Regions from separate parts of the Homo sapiens genome. Here region 1 is linked to region 2. The links are chromatin loops, found by intact Hi-C in ENCODE. Cell type or tissue: OCI-LY7. All regions are shown on one strand.

The links. Peaks named below come from ENCODE experiments on the same cell type or tissue, not always from the same donor. Only the 100,000 strongest peaks of a DNase experiment are listed, where the experiment ranks them.
Region 1: it touches region 2 in a loop (3-fold over the local background); 4 of 110 quality-filtered maps call a loop at or near these places.

The regions. Positions count from the first base shown.
Region 1 is chr16:17,257,453-17,259,952 of GRCh38, forward strand. XYLT1 (xylosyltransferase 1) reads right to left here. Exons shown (of 12, transcript NM_022166.4): 3 at 1,536-2,046. Among named protein-coding and RNA genes, the nearest start is that of XYLT1, 210 kb to the right of the region's middle. RefSeq lists enhancers at 1,649-1,698, 1,859-2,258. In OCI-LY7, CTCF peaks have their summits at 1,521 (motif pointing right) and 1,722; DNase peaks (open chromatin) are centred at 1,559 and 2,079; H3K4me3 peaks cover 1,025 bases; H3K27ac peaks cover 886 bases.
Region 2 is chr16:17,461,043-17,463,542 of GRCh38, forward strand. The region is part of intron 1 of XYLT1 (xylosyltransferase 1); the gene reads right to left. It overlaps LOC107987234 (a long non-coding RNA gene), which reads right to left. Exons shown (of 2, transcript XR_001752091.2): 2 at 1-2,500. Among named protein-coding and RNA genes, the nearest start is that of XYLT1, 8.7 kb to the right of the region's middle. RefSeq lists an enhancer at 1,083-1,132. In OCI-LY7, CTCF peaks have their summits at 1,182 (motif pointing right) and 1,385; DNase peaks (open chromatin) are centred at 1,239, 1,549 and 2,499; H3K4me3 peaks cover 2,500 bases; H3K27ac peaks cover 2,500 bases.

The DNA.
Region 1 (2,500 bases), 200 kb before region 2:
AAAACCACTGAGCAAACGAATTCACAAACATTTTGAGAATATCTTCTCCAAGGAAAAAAGTAAAATTTAAGAGTGCTCCCAGAGGCTGGATTATCGTAAGCTATGGTGGCAGGGGCTAGCGGGAGGGAAGGGGGCGTGCCCTAAACAACAGTGACCACGAGTCAATAAACAGCGACCACGTGGCTGGGTGATGGTACATTGGGGTTCTCTCTACTCTGAGTGGGTCCGAAATTTCCTGCCATAACAGTAAGCTTGTAAGATCACTTAAAGGCCATGTGACCTTGGGAGAGGGATTTTACATCTCTCATCTGAAAAAAATTGGGCTCATGACATCAGCATCAGCCTCAGAGAGTGTTGGATGTGATAAACAAATTGACTGCACAGAGCCTGGTGCGGTGTCTAGCACACAGCGAAGCCTCAGCAGCCCCCTGTGGCTGCTGTCATTCCCCTTCCAAGGGCACTAGAGAAGGTGAAAATCACTACCAAGAAATACACATCAATGGCACGATTGCACATGCGCTAGTGAAACTGGACTCCCCATCTTCAGATGGCCCCTCCACTCTGCCTGTGAATTTCTGGATCAGAGCTTGGATCCCTCCGTGTCTCAGCAAGAGAGCTGGTTTATCATCAGGTCATCCGCACATAAAAGAGTGCCAGTGAAGGGAAAGAGGGAGGGGAAAAGCAAAGAGCAAGGAAAGGTGGAAAGAAGGAAGGAAGGAAGGAAGTAAAGAATGAAGGAAGGAAAAGAAGAAAGGAGGGAGGGAGGAGAGAAAAATTAGGAAAGAAGAGGACAGAAAGCAGGAAGGAATGTAGAAGGGAAGAAAGAAAATAGGAAGAAAAGAGGAAAGGAGAGAGAAAGAAAATTAAAATAAGGAAGAAAGGAAATAGGAAAGAAGGAAGGGGGAAGAGAGGAAAATAAGGAAGGGAATGAGAAGAGGGAAGAAAAGGAAAGGGAGAAACAAACCAGGAAGAAAATGAGGAAGGAAGGGAGGAAAAAGGGAGAAAGAAAATAAAGGAATGAGAAGGAAAGAAGGAGGGAAACAGGAAACATATGAGGAAGAAAGAGAAGAGAAGAGGGAAAGAAACTTTTGATGAAGGAAAACGGAAAGTTACAGAGCCTCTGAAGTTAATGCAACCAATTAGAAACCTCTCAAATCATAATCAATTACAATAATATTCATATCAATTCTAATCCCAATATTCTACTGAAAGAGAAACGAAACCATATCAATACAGCTCCCTTGGCTCCTGCCAGCATCACATCAGCTCCCGATTTCACTATAATTTCATCCTTTGCCATAAAGGCAATGGGTTAAAGCACCTACAAAAGGTAATCTGATTTTGCAAAATTTTTCTGATACAAGACTTCAACACTCAGGGAGTACTAGAACACATCAGATCTCGTGTGCTCATCTGGGGTTTGGAAAACAGGGTGGCCTTTCTCAGAAGGTCTGAGAAGGTGAGCAGAATGGGGCTGGGCAGGAGGAGGAAGTGGCCAGGAGATCCCTCTCTGAGCCAGCGGGGTTGGAACTTACCCTCGAGGGGGCAGAACCGAGTCACCTTCTCAGGCATCAGCAGCCCTAACTTGTGGCGGCAGTAAGTCTCCCCAATCTCCTGGCGGCAGTGCTTGGACTTAGCACGGGACAGGGCAGAGATGGCCTCCTTGCCTGAGATGTCACACTTAGGGGGCTGGTCATACTTGGTCTCGGGGGAGCTGCCCCCAGTTTTCCTGGCATGAGGCGGTCTGGACACATCCTTCCCGTGGCTGCTGTTGGCTGCGGCTCTGTCCCCGGGAGGCAGCACCTCACCGGGGCCTTTCCCAGGGAATGTATGTCCTTTTCCTTTCTCCTGCTGTTCCAGCTTCCTTTTCAAAAGCTCCTTCTGTCTACTCGGTGGCTTCTTCGCCAACTCAGGCTGGTGCTTCTGCTTTTGAGTCCTGGGTGCGAAGTTGCTGTTGTCGACATTCTCAAAGTCTTTGGGGACAGAGTTCTCGTTGTTGCTGTCTGTTCGCACTTTCTCTTTCGGCCGATGAGAAAAGTAGCCATCCTGGAGAAGAGGGGAGAGAAACAGAAGAGAAACTTGACTGAGAGATCATGCTAAGCAGACTGGCCTTTGAAGAGTGAGTCATACGGACTTGGAAGCCGGGGCCATAGTTTCACATCCTACTTTTGCTACTGGTTTAACCTCTGGTAAGATGGCTCTCTCTGGACCTCAGTTTCCCCATCTGGAAATAGGAGATGTTCCAACCAGAAACCAAGGCTTTTTCAAGCTCTAAAGTGCCATGACTACGATTCTCAATGCTTCTTATTAACCACACCTTTTCAAGTCAGTTTCTTTCCTTGACTGTCTTTGCCACTGGGTAACAAACATTTTGTTCCAGCGTCCCGTTTAAATTCCAGCTGAAAGTGCTGTGATGGTTTACTTAAGGGCTGGAAATGATATAATAAAGTTATAAAGGGAAAAATATTGGTAGGATATTACATACATTCCATTGCCTTTA
Region 2 (2,500 bases):
GATGATGTCAGACCACTGTCTTCTTCCTCAACATCACACGACCTGCCTCCCAGGCCCCACAGCATCTGCCCATCTGCTCCCCTGGATCATTTCCAGGGTTGTTTCATGAGCTACAAGAAGAAGAGCTTGGGCCCCATGAGCAGAGCAGCCCAGGCCTCATGGACAGTTCTGGGATGGCAGAGACCTCAGGGCTCCCAGGGCTCTGAATCATACTACTTACTCCTTGCCCTGACCTTCCCAGAGGACACCTCCCTTGTGTGTTCAAGAGGTCACCATGGGAAAGGGTATAGGCAATGAACCAGGCTAGGATGTGAGAGTGATCTCCCTAGAGATCGGCCACTTATCAGCACGGGCTCTAACTCTTGCCTGCTAGACTGGTCCTCCTGGAGGGCAGGAGGCACATTGGTCCTGTTCACCAAGGTGGTTCCAGTGCTGGACACAGGGACTGGTACCTTCTAACTGCAGGAGTGGAGGATGGGTAGATAGGTGGATGAATGGATCGATGGGTAAATGGATGGACAGATGGATGGATGAATGGACAGAGGATGGATGAATGGACGGATAGATGGATGGATGGATGCTTAGACAAATAGATGAATGGACTGATGGATGGATGGATGGATGGATGGGTGGACAAATGCATGCATAAATAGATGGAGGCAGGGGGAGAATGAGGGGCTAGAGTCAACGGACTTACTGACTCTGAACTGGGTAGACTGAGAACACAGCCTTTGGAGACACCACCCAACTTCAATTTCTAGTTTGGACACTTCACATCTGCTTAATTTTCATCCAACTTATTGCCTTAGTTTTCATTATTTCAATCAGTAAAACAGAAATGAAAATAATAGCTCTTAACTTGCCAGATGTTATAAGAATTCAATAAAAGCATGTCTTTTTAGTCCTTCCACAGTGTTTGGTGCATTCGATAAATGCACCTCATCATCACCATAGTTGCAATGTTTGTGCCTCCTGGGTAGGGAACATTTGCATCAACCTCTCTGCCCCACAAACTCATCTTAAACTGAAACCACACATCTTGTGGCCAAAAATTATGGCAAAGCGTGCCCTGGGAGGAGAAACAAATGCCTCTTACCACATTACCTCATTAGCATCCACTGACACATTAGCCTGGATTAGATGTCCAGATAAGCAGTAGTCACCTGGCTGGGACAAACTAGGCCTGGGACAGGACAAATCCATTCATTGCCCCTAGGTGGCCCTGAAAGATGAGACACCCTCGTCCACACACACAAAGCTTGAGAATGGGTCCCACCCCTTCCTCATCTGGCAGGGTGTCTGGGTTTGCAGTTCCTGACACTAATAATGCCAGTGTCCAGGTTCAGGGCTAAGGTGACACCCCACCCCACACCCATCTTCTTTGTGATGCCTCTGGCTTCCAATCGGGAAGGGGGCAACCGAACCCAGAGAGCACATGGGCACCATCTGATGAGCATCTGCGGGCAAACGGGTAGTTTCTGTTGCAGGCGGAAGGAAGTGTCCGCAAGATGATCCGCACTGCATGTTTATTGAGGTAACTCTCCAGTGTGCTGCAGACCCAGGCTCTCAGGTACAAGTGGCGGGCTCCTCAGTGGGCCAACCACAGAGCGGTCTGAAGGAATGGAGCAGCAGGAAGTCTGTTGTGGTTGAAAGAAAGGCCATTGTCCCCGGCCAAAGAACCCTGAACAATATCCTCTTGCCCCCTCCTCCGCTTCTCCCTTGGTTAGAGAGAGCTGAATTCAAGACTCCTCTCTCTAGCCAATTTCAACTTCCATTCTTGACTGTTGAAAATATAATAGTACACAGCTTGAAGGATTAAATGAGTTCATGCACAAAGAGGGTTTAGAACAGTGCCTGGCAAACAGAATAGAGAACGCAGAAATAAACCCACACTTTAATATCAACTCATTTTTGACAAAGGCTGGGGAAAGGAAAGTCTTCGATAAGTAGTGCTGGAAAAACGGGATAGCCATTACCTATGGATAAACTTAAGAATGAAACTAGGCCCCATCACTCACCATACACAAAAACCAAATCAAAATAGATTAAAGACTTAAATCTAAGACCCGAGACTATGAGACGACTAGAGAAAAAAACATTGGGGAGACACTTCAGGACGCTGAGCAAGAATTTTTTTTGGGTAAGACCACAAAAGCACAGGCAACAAAAGCAAAAATAGACAAACGGGATCACATCAAGCTACAAAGCTTCTGCACGGCAAACAATCAACAAATTAAATAATCTACAAAATGGAAGAAAATATTTGCAAACTACCCATCTGACAAGGGATTAATAACCAAAATATATAAAGAACTCAAACAACTCAACAGCAAAAAAACAAGTAGTCCAATTTTTTAAACAGGCAAAAGAGCTGAACAGATATTTCTCAAAAGAAGACATACGAATGGCCAATGGATATATAAAAAAATGCACAGCATCACTAATCACCAGGGAACTGTGAGTCAAAAGCACAGTGAGATATCATCTCACCCCACCTGAA